Linked DNA regions of Homo sapiens: regions 1 and 2 are each linked to region 3. The links are chromatin loops, found by intact Hi-C in ENCODE. Cell type or tissue: PC-3. All regions are shown on one strand. Links, peaks and the distances in the headings refer to the core of each region. The heading gives the core; the rest is flanking DNA. Region 1 has its middle 220 kb from the start of LINC03041. Region 2 has its middle 240 kb from the start of LINC03041. Region 3 has its middle 140 kb from the start of LINC03041.

What was found. A loop is a pair of places that touch in the nucleus more often than their neighbours do. Peaks named below come from ENCODE experiments on the same cell type or tissue, not always from the same donor. Only the 100,000 strongest peaks of a DNase experiment are listed, where the experiment ranks them.
Region 1: a loop joins it to region 3, with 8 times the contacts of the local background. A loop is called at or near these places in 7 of 110 quality-filtered maps.
Region 2: it touches region 3 in a loop (7-fold over the local background); 9 of 110 quality-filtered maps call a loop at or near these places.

The regions. Positions count from the first base shown.
Region 1 is chr9:16,056,171-16,061,791 of GRCh38, forward strand. It overlaps a transcript of CCDC171 not described here. Among named protein-coding and RNA genes, the nearest start is that of LINC03041, 220 kb to the right of the region's middle. RefSeq lists enhancers at 4,006-5,205, 4,175-4,675. In PC-3, for the core only: a CTCF peak has its summit at 2,329; DNase peaks (open chromatin) are centred at 1,021 and 2,141; H3K4me3 peaks cover 399 bases; H3K27ac peaks cover 4,653 bases.
Region 2 is chr9:16,030,809-16,036,429 of GRCh38, forward strand. It overlaps a transcript of CCDC171 not described here. Among named protein-coding and RNA genes, the nearest start is that of LINC03041, 240 kb to the right of the region's middle. RefSeq lists an enhancer at 1-467 and a silencer at 5,447-5,621. In PC-3, for the core only: a CTCF peak has its summit at 2,201 (motif pointing right); no DNase peak of the experiment used is centred there; H3K27ac peaks cover 1,906 bases.
Region 3 is chr9:16,131,138-16,136,758 of GRCh38, forward strand. No RefSeq gene overlaps it. Among named protein-coding and RNA genes, the nearest start is that of LINC03041, 140 kb to the right of the region's middle. In PC-3, for the core only: CTCF peaks have their summits at 364, 2,820 (motif pointing left) and 3,022; DNase peaks (open chromatin) are centred at 344, 2,914 and 3,374; H3K4me3 peaks cover 774 bases; H3K27ac peaks cover 2,269 bases.

The sequences.
Region 1 (5,621 bases), core at 386-5,385, 75 kb before region 3:
TGGGAAAATAAGAAATTTGTGTCTTTTCCCTGATTTTATATATTTTCCACATTTTTGTAATGAGTATATTCTGTATTGTTTTAGAGCAGTGTTGCCCAACGGAACTTTCTACAACAATGGAACTGGTCTATGTTTGTACTGTCTAATCCATAGCCACTAGCCACACATGACTACTGAGCACTTGAAATGTGATTAGTATGACTGAGAAACTGGATTTTTAGTTGTACTAAGTAATTGTTAATTTAAATTGAAATTCAAGTAGCCACACGAGCCTAGTGACTACTATATTTGACAGAGAAGTTTTTTGTTCTTTTGTTTTATTTTGTTTTGTTTTCGAGATGGAGTCTCGTTCTGTGGCCCAGGCTGGAGTGCAGCAGCATGATCTCGGCTCACTGCAACCTCCGCCTCCCAGGTTCAAGCAATCCCCCTGCTTCAGCCTCCAGAGTAGCTGGGACTACAGGGGTGCACCACCACACCTGGCTAATTTTTATATTTTTAGTAGAGACAGGGATTCACCATGTTGACCAGGCTGGTCTCAAACTCCTGGCCTCAGATGATCTGCCTGCCTTGGTTTCCCAAAGTGCTCGGATTAGAGGTGTGAGCCACTGTGGCCGGCCCTAACAGTGAAGTTTTAAAGTATAAAAAATAATATAAGAGAAGATGAATTATATCTCATTAAAGCTGTTAAAGCAATATAAGCATTTAAAATGTGCTCAGTATATTATGTTTAAAATTTAATTGTAATGTAGAAATGAGTTTGGATTTCAAAATAGAGAATGTAGACACAGCAGAAGTATTGGAGTTTTTATTTAAATTGCTTATTTTCTAGCACAATAAAAAGCGATCCAGCATTGAGTTTTCATGCCTGAGTTCAGTTTTAGTTTAAGAAGAAACAATAACCTGGACATTATTAGGTGTTGTTCTGTAACAACTTCTGCTGTTATGAATGACATCCTTTTATATATATGTCTTGATCTTTACACAAGGAGTTCATATCATGTGAGTAATGTTTTTTGAGGTGGGAGCAAAGCTTATTAACCCCATTTTATAGATGAAAATGATAAGAACCATGAAGGTTCAGTTCCCAAAGTCACGAAACAAGAAGCAAAATCAAAGCCTCTTAGTTCTTGAAGCCCAGAGGATTTTATTATCTTTTACAATATGGAGAAAACAGTTTCTGATAAACGGTAGTGGGAAGGGAACTTCCCCCAGGAACTGGAAAGATTTAAGATGTGCTGGTTTTGGTTAAGTTCTTTCAAGGAAGTTTTTTTTGTTTGTTTTGTTTTGTTTTTTTGTTAGTGCTTCATTTTGTTTTGTTTTTGGCTTCTAGAGCTATTGTAAGATCAGTCCTCAGAAGGCAGGGCACTGTGTGTCTATTCAAGGTTGCTCTTTATCTGGTAGGATCTGCACCTTTAGGCTTTCCATGGGAATGCCAAGTCCAAAACCCTTGTCCCTTGTCTCTTCATGTGACCTGCCACTGGGTCCCCAGCCCCAAAGCCCCCTCCCGCTTCCCTCCCTCTGCCACACACAAGCCCTGTTGCCAGACCGGGAGGTAGCAACCGTGATTCCACATCCAGCAGTTTAGGTTTAGAGAGATTTATAAAGGTGCCAAGCTCCCCCCAGATGATATTCCTGGATCCACTCAGGCACAGTGGACACGGCATCAGAGAGATTGGCTGCAGGTTAGCAGGGGCTGGGACACCTCCCTCTATGCCCTTGTCTGGGTGGCCCTGAGTGTTTGCTGTGAGCAGCAGGCAGCAGTGCAAATGAAGCAGAGCACAAATGAATCTCCTGAATGTTTTCAGACCTAAAGTCTCAATCCCTTTTGGTTCAAGGTCTAGGGGAGAGTTGAAGCCAGTTGTGAATTTTTTGAAAAAAAAAAAATAATAATAATAATAATAAATTGGTTCACCCGTCTGTCAGAGCTGCCAAGAAATATTCACATGAGGGGGACTATCCAAAAAAATGAAGAGTAGCTCTTGTCCAAGACCGATCTCTGGAACTCTCTCCCTCCCCTTGCTCAGAACCACTTCCTCTCCTCAAATCTCACTTTAAAACCTTCCTGTTTGCTTTAGCCTATGACTGACTCAGGCCCCATTCATCTTTCTTTCCTCTCTCCCCATGACCACATCCTTCCACTCTCCTCTCATCATCCACCGTGAGAACACTCCCCTGCCTCTTTCCTCCCTCTATTTCTCAGCCCCCTTGCCTGTTACCCTGCAGTGACAGCAGGTATGCTGCAGGTATGCTGCAGGTATCCTCGCCGGCGTGCACAAGTCACCTCCCCGTCCAGATGTGTTTGTGAGCATGAAGATTCTCCACACGGGGGCCTGTTCCTTTGCCTGGTTCTCAGAGGAGGAGATAATGAATTTCAGTGGTACTTCTGCATAAAGAGGGACTTTGCAAGGTGTATTTCAGGAGTTACCGATTCAGAAACTGGAGAAGCAGAACACAAAGAGACCTTGTAATAGACCAGCAAAGATACCAATTCCCCGCTGTGTTTCCTTTGAGATACTTCAGGTAAAGCCTGAAGGAGAGGTGGGAATAAAACACAGGCCAAACTGGAGCTGTTGTTTTGCCTCCAGAATAGAATTCTAATTGTCTCAACTGAGCTTCTTATTTCCCTCAAGTAATGAGAAACGTAAATTCCTCAGCAAAGTTCTAAGGCAGGATTGACCCTGGGAAAACAATCCCAGCGTAAGCTCAAGTGTTTGAATTCTTTTTGTTCAGGTTGTAGACTCAATACTTTCTAACTAGTGTGGTTTCAGTTGTGTTTTCTGAACAACAGGCATGCTGTGGGTTTTCCCACAATGCATTCCTGTCCTCCCTTCCAAGATGGTGCCTTTTCCCACAAACATGGAAGCAAAATGGTCTGTTCCTGTCTCCACAGTGACCTCGCTGCTGGCTCCAAAAGAAATGCTTCCAGAACCAAGCACCCGAGACAGTGTCTGATGAGCCATGTTCTTGGGTCATTTTTGATCTTATTACAATTATAACAGCTGCCATTTCCCTACCACGTTATTGTTTCCAAAGCACATTTGTATTTGCTCATGAGGTACATCAGGCAGGTGCGAATGTTTCTGTTTTACACTTAAAGGACTAAGATTGACATGACTTGTCCAAGGTCACAGAAGTTGAGTGGTGGGGTTGGAATTCACACGAATATTCTTTAGAAACTACGGCCCAATTAGAGGCATCCCCGGGTGAGAATATGCGTCCGGTGTCCGGAGAGGACTTCCACACTGTGAGTGATGCAAACGGCACCTCAAGGGGGCTTTCCAGGGGACACTGGGCTTTTTGCTTGATTTTTGATAGCAGGTCTTTTTTTTTTTTTCTTTTTTTTTTTTTTTTTTTTGAGACGGAGTCTCGCTCTGTCGCCCAGGCCGGACTGCGGACTGCAGTGGCGCAATCTCGGCTCACTGCAAGCTCCGCTTCCCAGGTTCACGCCATTCTCCTGCCTCAGCCTCCCGAGTAGCTGGGACTACAGGCGCCCGCCACCGCGCCCGGCTAATTTTTTGTATTTTTAGTAGAGACGGGGTTTCACCTTGTTAGCCAGGATGGTCTCGATCGCCTGACCTCATGATCCACCCGCCTCGGCCTCCCAAAGTGCTGGGATTACAGGCGTGAGCCACCGCGCCTGGCCTTTTTTTTTTCTTTAACACACCCGACTTATTAAAAAACTTGCAAGTGAGTGAGTCAGTATTACCCAAGCTCACCCAAACTGGTGGTAGAATGATGGAGCTCAGAACTACGCCAGTGTTTAAGCTAACCTGAGATGAAGTCTGGAACAGTTAATTCTGCTGTGTGAAAAACAAATAATGAAAAGCATATTTTTAATAAAAAACTGGAAAAACAAATAAAAAGCAACTGCCCAACCTCCCTTCCTTAATTTTTGAGGGAGACGTAGCATGTAAATGTATATGTATGTAAATTTGTATTTAATTGTGTATTAGTTTTTCTCCTTTGCAGGGTCTTCTCTCTGAAGGCTAGTGGCTGGACCTGCACTCAGATGGCAATTCAGGTCCAGTTCATGAGATCTTGGACTGTTTTGACAAATGATTTGGGGAAAGGGATAGGGAGAGAGTTGTCAGTACCGATGCTGAGACTGTGAGAGCCATTTCTGAGTGGAGGTGAGGAAAAACGGAGCGATGACCGTGAGGGTCTTTGCGTGGCGCCTCGAGACCACACCTGGGAACGGTGACTTTGGAACTGGCTGACGTGTTTATTTGGTGTGAGGTCAACTACAGCTCTGAGGGCAATAACATGATCCTCATAAAACAGACCCCCCAGGCTGGGCCTCAGCCCGCTTGCTGCCAAGCAGGGGTGGTGGCCTAATAAGTGAGACATTGCTATCAACTCTCTGTAAATGGTGGGTTCATTCACTCTGTGGATGACATAGCCTGTTCTTTGCCCTTCTGTGTCAGCCCCATTGATTGCTTTTTAACCACCTTCTTGCTTTGTGCTGCTTCTTTCAGATGAAAAGGAAGGGAAAAGAGACTTCATTTCCATACCCACTAACCATGCCAACAGAAGGCTTTGTGAAGAAGGAAGTAAAAGCTATCGGTAGGAGTTAGAAAAAAACATTTCTAGTTACAAGAACAGCAGAAAAAGACCTGAACTTCAGAGTGGACCACAAATGAATATGAATTAATAACACAGATCTCTTTTCAAAAGCCAACACAAAATGAGGATGTGTTTTTTGCAAAAGCAGTTGTTCTTGCCACTGGGCTTATGCTTGTCATTCTTTCATGTGTCACAGCCAGACCTAGGAAATTCCCTGGAAAGTCCCCTCCATCACACACCTGCAGTTTTTCCATTTGAGTGTAATTCTGTTGGACCTTGAAAGACTTTTTGATCTTTGGGACGCTCTTATCACCAAATGTATCTTTCTGCAGGAAGAAGACAGAAGAAAGGGGTGGACTATGAGATGGGAGCCTGGGTCCCAATTTCAGTTCAACCATTACCAACCAGGTGGCTTTAGGCAAGTCTGGTCATTTCCTTTGCCTCAGTGGCTTTCTATAAAATGGAATTCTATAGGGATGATGAAAGCGAAAACGTTAGCCACTATGCTTGCTAGTGCTCAAGAAATGATTCCTTCCTGCCTGCCTGCCTCAGTTTTCCATCTGTAAACAAGGATTCAACTAGAACATCTTTGAGGTTCCTTGAGCTCTAACACTCTGTGATTCTGTTGGCAGCACCTTAAGAAATTTACAACAAACACTCCATTGAGTCTTAATCTATTAGATCCCATTCAGTTCTAATAGTGTTGTGATTTTGACTTTGTAGCCTCATGTTTATTTTCTCTCTTCCTGATTTTTTATTTATATATTCTATTTAATAGTTTTTGCTTTTTCAAGTTGTCACCAGTTCTTTGTAGAATAAGAAAAAAGTATAACTAACTGGAGGAAAGAATGCATTCACAGAAAGCCAAGGAATGATAACACTAATGCTAATACAATACTACTGCTAATAAAAATAACTGCCTTTATTGAACACTTACTGTGTGCAAAGAACTATGCTAAGCACTTTATAAACATTGGGTCATTTAATTCTCACAGTAACCCCATGAAGCCATACTTTTCATCTCCATTTTTACAGATAAGGAGACTGAGTCTTAGAGA
Region 2 (5,621 bases), core at 243-5,242, 100 kb before region 3:
GTGATCGCTTCCCAAGGTGCCAACTCCTGGCTTTCCATCTGGGGAACGCAGATATTTTTTTCAAGAGGGTGGAGGGAAAATCAACATGAAGATTAATGGACTTCAAAGCAGAAAGAGAATGAAAATACTGGAAACCTTTGCCTGTGATTCAGCGTTCAGGGGCACAAGAATACACTGGAGACAAAGAAGAAGAGCCAAGTCGAGTCTGGGGCCAGAGGTTTGAGTTTAAGAAATCACTTAGAGACCTCACCTTAGGCAACATGGCCATGAAATTAGTGGTTGAATGTTGCCCACTTTCTCTTCTTTCTTGAATGCTGGTTGGGGGCTTAGGTTTAAGGTGAATTTTATGTTTAGGAGCATTCATTTGAAAATAGGTTTTTCAGCCTGCATTTGTAAAAATAGCTTCTCCCAACTGGAACACCAATGCATGTTCCACATGTGTGGGCATTCTATGGGATAACATGCTACTAAGTACTACACAAAAGTAAGTTACTAATCTCATTTTAAGTAGCATAGGAAATTTTTAGTGACTAGTAAATCCAATATTTCACACCTGAAAAACTTGAAAGAATGTTCAGTAAAAATCTAACAACATGTGGTAAGTTGTATATATACCAACCAGCAGATACACTCTTCACTGTAGATGTTGGCAATAATCTAGCCACACTAGAGTCACAGTGTTTACTGTGATATGCTAAATTACCTGAATCTGTTGCACCCTAATTTCTCTCTAAAAAACCAAGTTGTTCATGGTCAGGGAGCTGCTCCCTCAATTGGATCTGTATAGGGCTTTAGGGAAATCGAATGGCCAGTTAAGCTAATCACAGGTGTGAATTCCTTATGGGCCCCCTGAGGACAGCCCAGAGAATGCATTTCCCAGCTGCAAGAGGTACACTGAATCATAATATGTAACCACTTCCTGAGGGGTCGATAGGATTCCCTGGCTGCCAAACAGGGCCATTTTTGATGAGGCTCAACTAGGGGGAACATGTTGAGATGGGGTAGCTACTGGACACCATGGTCTGTGAGCATGCCCTCCACCCCAGGGCTCTGTGGGATGTGGCAGCCCCCAGGATCCAGCTGTACAGGCAGCCCCCAGAGCAGGGCAGAGACTGAGCTTGCCCTTCCTCAGTTCCCACTGCTTGCTCTTCAGCAGGGGAGCACGGCCAGTGCTGCTCAACTCACAAAATGGTGCCAAACGGGCCCTGAGAGAAACATGTTCAAAGGCCTTTTTGTCTAGGAATGCATCCGTGCCGAGGAAGGGAATGTTATGCATGACATGCATGGATGGGCTTTCAACCCACCCAAGTCCAAACCTCATTTGCTTTCTGTGAGGGAGGAAGGTGGCAGGAGAGGAAGCCAAGTGGGTAGGATGCTGCCAACATTCAAGCGGGAAGGGCCCTGCTCTGGAATGAGCATGCTGGCAGAGGAATGCATTTTAGAAATGTTGTGGTGAATGAGACACCAAGGTTTATTTTAAAATGAAGATTTATGAAAATAACCTGACACCTGAGGGGAAAAAAAGACAAGAGTTGAAATAGACGATGGTTTGCAAGCTTGGATGATGTGGAACATAAGAGAGCAATGTGGAGGACTGGCAGGGAGGAGAAGGGTCACTGGCCATGCACGAGACGCCAAGAAGAGAGTTCAGAGAGGGCAGCAGAGGGCATAGGTGGCCAGTCTGGGATCTGGCTTCTCTCCTACTTCCACATTAGTTTCCCTGACCTGGGAATGTTTTCTCATCTGTACAGCGAAGTGGGGACCGAGACACATTGCAAAGCACAGATATCCAGGTTGGCTCCAAGGAGCAGAGAACTTTGTTTTTTAGAGACAGGGTCTTGCTCTATTGCCCAGGCTGGAGTACAGTGGCACGATCATAGCTCATAGCAGCCTCAAACTCCTGGGCTCGAGTGATCCTCCCACCTAGGCCTCCCAAAATGCTGGGATTTCAGGCATAAGCCACCATGCCTGGCCAACAGGGAACTTCTTGTAAGGATAAGGATTAGCTCCTAGAACCTGAGGAAGGGGTGAGAATCAAGGCAGCTGTAGGGATTTGGCAAAACAGGGACAAATGCACAGGCTCTCCAGGGCCTGGATTCCAGGTTTAATGAGCTCTAAAAGCCTTCTGTCTTAGTAAGCTCCTCCCCAAGATCCACATTCTTAGGAGGGCAATTCCAGCTGGTTTAGCGTGGGTCACATTCTCACCTGCTGGCCAGAGGAGGGCACCCAAACCATGAGCCAGGGAGGAGAGGTTCCTGGAAGAGGACTGAGGGAACTGGAGCTGGACAAACAGAAACACCAGTGTCCACTGTACAGGGCTAGGATAAAACCACAAGCAGGCATCATCTCAATACCACAGAGTCATGGAAGCAAGGGAAGGCTCTAGTACGTGTCTGATATTGCTGCTTTGTATGCGTTATTATAGGGGTCCCCAACCCCTGGGCCATAAACTGGTACCAGTCCGTGGCCCGTTAGGAAATGGGCTGCACAACAGGAGGTGAGTGGCAGGAGAGTGATGGACGCTTCATCTGTACTTACAGCCACTCTCCATCGCTCACATTACGGCCCGAGCTCCACCTCCTATCAGAACAGCAGCGGCATTAGATTCTCATAGGAGCGCAAGCCCTGTTGTAAACCGCGCATGCGTGGGATCTGGGTTGCGTTCCTTGCGAGAATCTAATGCTTGATGATCTGTCTCTGTCTCCCATCACCCCCAGATGGGACGGCCTAGTTGCAGGAAAACAAGCTCAGGGCTCCCACTGATTCTACATTATGGTGAGTTGTATAATTATTTCATTATATATTACAATGTAACAATAATAGAAAACCTAGCACAATAAATCTAATGCGCTTGAACCATCCCGAAACCATCCCCCTACCCCCCACCCCCTGTCTGTGGAAAAACTGTCTTACACAAAACCAGTCCCTGGTGCCGAAAAGGTTGGGGATGCTGTGTTACTGTATTAACCTCCCATAGTCTTCCTGAGAAAGAGGAAACCGAGGACAGAGAGACTCAGGAAATTGTCTAGGTTCTCCCAACATCCTATGCTAAGATCGGGTGGCAGGGCCCCAAGGGCAGGTGTGCCTCCTGGTTGTCAGTGGTGCCCACACAGGGAGCTCAAGGGAGGAGGGGAGTGGAATGGTGTCTTCCAGCCTGAGGCTGCCCCAGAATTCTGCGTGCTTCACATGTGCACAACAGAATTTGTTCACCTAAGCTTCTTAATATAAGTTTGAAGATCAAGTGCTTATCTCATATCTTACATATTTTCAGGAATGCTGAAAGAGGGGAAACATGCCACCTAGTAGCATTTCCCGAAAGAATTACCTGGGGGAAGGAAGCAACAACGTGCACTGACAGGTGCTAGGTTCAGTCACTGGCTTTGGGTTGCCGCAGAGCCCTCCTGGTTTTTGTAGCAAGAGGCGTGACTTCAGTTGTGTTGGAGTTCCCACCATTGGCGTCTATCAGCCTTCCTTATGAAGAGATGCAAAGATTTAATGGTTTCAGGAGGGAGGCCACCTAATTTGACACACATTTGACACACACATTTGACACATTCTGCACATTCTTGTACTAGAATAATAGTAGTCTGGTGAGATGATTTTCAACGGGTGGTAAACTGCCCTTTTTACTTCATTGTGGGAAGGGAGATCTCACACATTTTTTCCACAGTAATTTGATTTGAGCTGAGAACAACTGCAGGAGACACTGTTGGGAGTGCAACCAAGGTTCAGTGTGGAGGTCATTACTGTAATTAGATGTTTCAGTGCGTGTGACATAGTTGAGTTCTCTTGAACGCCTCAAGGAAGCCTCCTGTCGTAGTTCTGTCCATCAGAATGGACAAGGGGCCAGTGTTCTCACCACTGTGATGGACACTGCCCCAATCCTGGGGGACAGGTGGCTTTAGTTTTTTGGAAAGCTAATATAGCATGAGACTTTACCTACCAAAGCTTCCCTGGATCTCAGATTGGCACTACAATCATGTTTTTTGTGCTGTGGGCTTTATTCTCCAGAGTTTTTACATGTGGAGTCCTCCATTTGGTTTTCAAATTTTCTGGGCCCAAGGGTTAACTTGGAGAGTGGGGTCTATCCTCCCCTATCCCCAGGCCAAACTTAATAAATGCACAATTGAGAAGAAACATAGTACACTTGATATGCAAACACAGTTCCAAATTGAGTCTGCCAGCCCCCATCTTTCAACCAGATGGCTACCCCAAGACCTTTGACGTCTCCGTTAGTAGGGCTGAATCGAATAAATTATATACTGAGAATAAAGAAAACTTAGGTAAAGCAGCATTTTGTAAGGGAACTGTTTTCTTAGCTCCCAGGTTTTGACTGCAGCTCTCAGCTAATTCAGATATCTGTTTATAACAGCATTTGGAGAGATCCTTCAAATTCGGTCTTAAAAACAAAAAGAACATACTAAGAAAGAATCCACAGGAGGATTTGAACTACATATATGTTAATACATAATTAACATGGACATTATTAGATATAAAAAACTAACACAGTGGATCCCTTTAAAAAAATTTTGGTTCTTTCCCCCTAAATCTCTTATGCAGTTATGTCTAAGAGAATTGTCTTCTTTTTTTGTGGGGTGTGCTTTCTCTTAATTTAACACCCGAGTTCACAGATTACTTCCTGCCCTAGGATCTGTGGCGAATGTCACCACCTGTGACAGCGCTCTTATTTATGAACTGAAGAACACTCTCCATCTTGGTATGTATGCTAATTCAAAATCCACTCCAAGTTCCAAGCATTTATGATGATTTCTAAAAGAGATTACTTTCCTCCAGCATTCTTTGCTTACTGCCTGCTTCTAGTTACTTATTTCTCCAGGAAAGATTTACCTTTCTGTGAGCATGGCTTTATAGCTTTCTGGCTCTCTGAACATTTTCTCCCTGCTGCCTCTATGTGTTTCATTCTCCCCTTACTGAAGATTAGAAGAGGGGATTGATATTTGTTTCAACAAATATTTATTCAATATCCACTATGTCAGTCACTGGGCTATGTTGTGTGGAAGAGTAACTTACACATTTGATCAGAGTTGAAAATAAATTCTACCGCTATGCAGAAACAGGCTCACCTTGATGTTTCCTGTGAAACACTATCAACACCTTCCCTGGTTACAACAGCTGACTCTTACCTTTAATAATTTTGTGCCCACAGCTGGGGGTACACAATCATTGATGGCATAGATTTATACAAGAGAAGTGTTGAAGAAAAGTTATTGGTTTCAGGGATACTAATTGTTTCCTCTAATGATCACTTCTTCCCTTCCTCTAGGCCCTCTTGCCAGAAAAGTTCTTTCTCCACAGACCAACAGGAAGTTCCCTAAGTACTATGAGACCTTGTCTTTGCCTATAGCTGGCTGCATTGGACATGGATTCCTGGCCCAAGGTGAGAAAGACACAGAAACTACATTAGTTGTCTTGGGAACGTGAATTGGAAAGGCAAGTATTTGTGAATGCTGAGACCTACATTTTGTGGTTTCCATGATGGCCCAAGAACAGCCCAAAAAGCCATCAGCACAGAGAGACAAAAAAGAAATTTCTTGGCCGGGCACGGTGGCTCACGCCTGTAATCCCGGCAATTTGGGAGGCCAAGGCAGGCGGATCTCGAG
Region 3 (5,621 bases), core at 276-5,275:
TTGGGGGCCCTTCCTCAATGTTACACATAGAGATGGATAATCTTTTCAAATAAAAATTGGCATGGATTGCTACCAAGACAACCTCCTACATGATTAGAGACCAGAAAGAAGCCTCAGGGGCCATCTAGTATGCGGCAGGTTGACATCAGAGGCCCTGGGGTTTTGTCGTTGCTGCCTGTAAGCATGGTAGCTGCTGACATTCTCACAGAATGGCACAGTGCAGCTCCACATCGAATCTTACTTGAGTCTTATGTCGGCTCTCATGAGGTCAGTTGGTGTAATCACATCCCTGGTAGATGAGTGAATGGAGGCTCCCAGGCGTTCTGTAACTCGCCTGCAATTCCATAGCACCACCTACAGTGCAAACCCAAACCTTCTACTGCTAAATTCCTTGCTCTTCCCATTGTGGCACAATGTCCAGGAATGAGCAACTTTCTAGAATGATTGGCATTAGAGGGAGGTGCTTGACCAGACTCACCTGTCACCCTCCTGATGGATGCCACTGACCTAGTTGACAGTGTGGAAAACATTCCCTGATGAAGCCCACTTTTCCTGGGGAAGAAAACCTGTACTTTGGTCAAGTATATGCAAACAGCTGAGCCTCCCTTCTCCAGCTTCCAAAAACAGCTACCAGATCCCATAAACAGGCCTGCCTTTACATGGTTCAAGACTCTCTTCTGCCTGTGCAGTTTCTTTTCCACCAGGCCTCTCAGTACTGGCCTTCCTTCTGCCTCCTGCCCTCTGACCATAGCAAAGCCTATTAATATATGTTGTCTTCATCAAAAATATCGTGCAGTTACTCTCCTGTTCCAACCTCTGCTGAAAAAGAATCTGGTTAATTAACATTGATTACAATCCACCAACTGCAAGTAAAAATCGATTGCTGCCGTCCCTAATTTGAATGCTCTTCTCTCTCCTTATCTCTTGTGAGAAAGAAGGGACAGAGTGTGAGTAAGAGAAGCGGGGAGAGGAGAGAGGATTTTTTTAAGCAGTCCAATTTCCAGGGTCCCTGGTGAGGGACATTAGTGATGTGCTGGTCCTTAGATCTTGCCCACACTCCTTCAGCGTGGCCATTTTTCAGTGTGACGTCTAATTGCTGCAAATAGTCATTGTGCACATTTGGGCCTTGTTCATAGCTCCCTTCTTTATTGAGAGAGGAGCGATGGTATTGATTCCGGACGGCTAGGGAGAATGCCAGAGAATATTAGTAAGGAGCACAGAGAACACAGTACATAAACTTTTATGACACAATGTCAAGCTGGATTGTGAAGACATAAATGAAAAGGACAACACGGTCTGTAATTACCACAAGCCCACATCTTCCATCTGCTGGGGAAGGCAGCCCAAGCTGGCCAGAGCAAATCACAAAGAGGGATGGATGGTCCAGCTCACAGGAACGGTGGCCCGTAGTTGTTGCTCCTCATTGTTGAGAAAGAATATATGGGGCATAAAAAAGCACTTGTCGTGGGTCACAGGGCAGGCCTGAGAAAAGTGCGTGGATTCTAAAGTCAGCTTGGCCGTTTACTGCTAGCCATGTGGCACTGGGCCGATCACTTAACCTCTCTGAGTCACAATTCCTTTTCTGCTAAAACAGAGATAATAATAACTACTTTGCAGGGATGATGTAAGGATTAAATGAGATGGTGCAAGCAAAACCCTTTGGCACCTAGAAAATAACTGGCTCTTAGCAGACAGCAGATATTATCATCATTATAACTTTTTTTATTCCATCAATATTTATGGAGTGTTTGCTATGTGCTAGTGCTGTGCTAAGTGCTGGGGATAGAGTGGTGCCCCAGCCTCATGGATCTCACAGCTCTGTGGATGAAATAGACATTAATCAATTATTTACCCAAATCATTGTGAAAATGCTTCTGTAGAAGGCACTGGTAAGGAAGGACACCACACTATAGAAGTGGCTTTTCCAGGAATTTTTGTTGTTCCTGCTTTTTCAGTAGTCACATGTGCTTATTATCTGTCTCTCCCTCTATAGCATAAATTCCATGAGGACAGGGACTCAGTCTGTTTGGTTATTGCTCTATTTCTAGTTCCTGCAATAGTGAATGACAGGTGGTAGGCACTCAGTAAATATTTACTAAATGAATAGCTGTAGACTTAGGGCACAGAGGAAGAATTTGCACCTGCTTCTTCAGAGCTGATAGTCAAATGGGGTGCAGAAGAAAGACATAGCATGTAAGACTCCATGGGATCAGTAGCAGGGTTAGGTACAAAATCAGTTAAACTTAATACTGTGAAAACTGTGCCTAGACACTGGCATCATGGGGTGGATGTACAGTTGGCATCTTGTATCAAGTAGTGACAGGAAATAGAAAGACAAGGGAACTGGTCATCCATCTCTGAATTGAGCTTCTTTGGCTCACACAATGTGAGTGTGTTTGTCAGGGTAGGCTAACTGGTTAACAAGCAATGCCACCGGAGGGACTCCTCTCCATGCGGTCTTCAGGGCTCAGGCCCTGCCTGTCGGGTCTGGGGTCCTTTGCTGGAGCCCCCACAGGCAGCTGGCAGGTGAGGGAAGAGAGACCTAGGATAACTCAAATGAGGCCACTTCACCCACTCCTTCCTATGTCAGTCTGGAAATAGCCAAGTCATGGCTCATGTTGCATTGGCAAGAACAAGTCACATGGCCTCACCTAGGTGCCAGAGAGCTGGGACGTGTGTGCCCAAGTAGTGTGTTCAAGAGGAGGAGTTGGTGGGCGATCCATGTCCCTGCCACAGTGGATTCAATAAACACATACGGAGACTCCAGCGCGTGCCAAGCACCGGGATCCCAGCTGACCCGAGCTCAGAGCCCTCCAAGAGAGCGCCATCTAGTGGAGAAAACACATAACATAAATAACTGTGATAAGCCTTGCAGGAGGAAGGACCGCAGGCACTAAGTGAGCACGGAAGAGGGAGGAGTAAATTCCGCACAGATTACGGGGCAGGTTCACCGGGCTCAGTCAGCCTGAAAAGGACTTTAATACTCTAACCGCTGGTGTGCTGGAGATGCCTAACTGTACACCAGAGATGTGTGTTTCCTTTGCGATAGTATACACATGTCATTGGTAAGCAGCTGTCTAGCATGGCGCTCAAATTCACAGCCTTCTTTCACCTGGGTAAGGCCTGAGACGAGTTCTCAGTGGAATGTTAGCCGAAGGGATGATGATTACCTCTGGGCCATCCATAAAGAAAAAGGTGTTCCTTCTTCATCCTCTCATTCCTCTTTCATGACTAAATGCTGATGCCCGAGTTGCTTGGTGAGCTTTATTTGGGGAAGGAAGAGCTGCCACCCTAGTCTCTAAATGACCATGTGGAGCAAATTTACCCCAGAAACATCCTGCTGACATAGAACTACCTCGGACACCATGTGAGTGAGAAGGTGTGTCATTGGGTTTGAGGCATTATGCATGTTGGGTGTATTTGTTACAGATATTAGGTGGCTTAATAGAGGTGACTCAAGGGAGAAGAGCCAGGCAGTAGCCATAGGGCTTTCCAGGTTTAGTAAACAATGAAAACAAAGACTCAGAGGCAAGAAGATACAGAGTCTATTCAATCTCCTACATTGTTGGTGGGGGGTATAAACGGCACAACCGCTTTGGAAAACAGTTTAACAGTTTCTTACAAAGTCAAACATGTGCCTATCCTACATTCCAGTAATTCCACTCCTAGGTATTTACCTAAAAAAATGAAAAACATACATCCACAGATAGATTTGTGCTAGACATGTTCATTGCAACTTTATGAATGATAGCCGAAACTTGCAAACAGTCCAATTATTACAATGGATGAACGAATATAAACATTGTGCCATATTCATATCATGGAATACTATTCAGCAATGAAAAAGAATGGATTACTACATGTAACAAGATATATAAATATCAAAATTATTATGTTTTATGAAAGGAGTCAGACACAAAAGAGTATATGCTCTGCTTTCTTTCTATAAAGTTCCAGGCAGGCAAAGCAGCCTATGGTGATGGAAACCAGGATAGTGGTTGCTTATAGGGGAGAAGACCGACTTGGGGGAGACATAAGATGCTTTCTGAGATATGGAAATATTGAGGGGGTGATATATGCATGTATCAAAACTCATCAAATTGTATATTTAAGATCTGTACATTTCGGCTGGGTGCAGTGGCTCACGCCAGTAATCCCAGCACTTTGGGAGGCCGAGGCGGGCGGATCACCTGAGGTCGGGAGTTCGAGACCAGCCTGACCAGCATGGCAAAACCCTGTCTCTACTAAAATTACAAAATTAGCCAGATGTGGTGGTGCATGCCTGTAATCCCAGCTACTTGGGAGGCTGAGGCAGGAGAATCGCTTGAACTCAGGAGGCGGAGGTTGTGGTGAGCCAAGATTGTGCCATTGCACTCCAGCCTGGGCAACAAGAGCAAAACTCCGTCTCAAAAAAAAAAATCTATGCATTTCACTGTATGTAAAGTTTTCTTTAATGGAAACTAAACAAAAAATGTGTTCAGGAAAATGAATAGCTAATTTTTACTAGAGCATGAGATTCTAGACTGGGGAATAGGTGCAGGGTGCAGTAGGATGTGAGACTGATGTAGAGTTCAGGGCATTTAATGCCAAAAGAGTTGTGATTCTATTACCTAAACCATGGGGAACCATCTAAGACATTTGAGAAGGGGAGAAGCAAGCTCATGTGCAAGTTTTTGGAATGTAAATGGTGTCAGTATGGAGGAGGGAAAAAAGGAAGATGACAAGTTTTGTTAGGGGCAGGGGTCCCTATAAGTTGTACATGGACTGGAATTTCCTGACCCATGTATGCAAAGGCCAGCCCAGGGAGACTGCTGGGGATCTAGTGGCTGTGTTTGCCAAAGGTTGAATGATAGAACAAATAGTTTCTTTCACACAAAGAATATTTTAATCCCTGTGACTCTATAGTAGGATCAGTCCATGTGTTATTATTGGAAATGATTTCTATTATTAGTTACTATTACTACTCTTGGACTGCAGAATGCCAAGGCTTGGGAGGAGCTGGGCTGAGCCCAGAGAAAGAAATGGTCTGTGAAGTTTGCATTTTCCAGAGCTCAGCACACAGGCATTCAGCCTTGCAGCTACTTATTTTATGTTCATCCACTCACACCTTGGGCAGTGTTCTTCAGTGTGTGTGAGAAGCTCCACAGCTTTGGACAGTGGTGACTGGGTGGGGGCCGTGCCCATAGGGGCCTGCTTCTCTGGAAAGCAATGATGGTGGAACCACAGGGCACAGGCTCAAAGGGTGTGTGGTTATTCAGGCCCACTACTGAGTAGCCAGGTGTGTTTCTCAAATATTCTGGGAGAGACAGTGGCAGGAATGCCTCCTTGCCCTCATGATTTGGCATGTAGATTAACCTCACTGACTTCTTCAGGCTTCAGAAAAGATGTAAGAACTACCAAAGCAGCTCAGAAAACTCTTGTGTATTAAGGAAACATCGTGGACATTCTCCGAGTGCTGCTCTACGCTGGCACTGGACACAGAATCGGGTGGGACGGACGGGGCCCCTTCGCCCCTCCTGTTTCATGTGCATCAGCCAGCAACATTTCCACGTCGGGTATTTTCCAAGACGGTCCTGAGTCTCTGTATTTTTTTCCTTTTCAGCAAAGATGATTCATTAAAT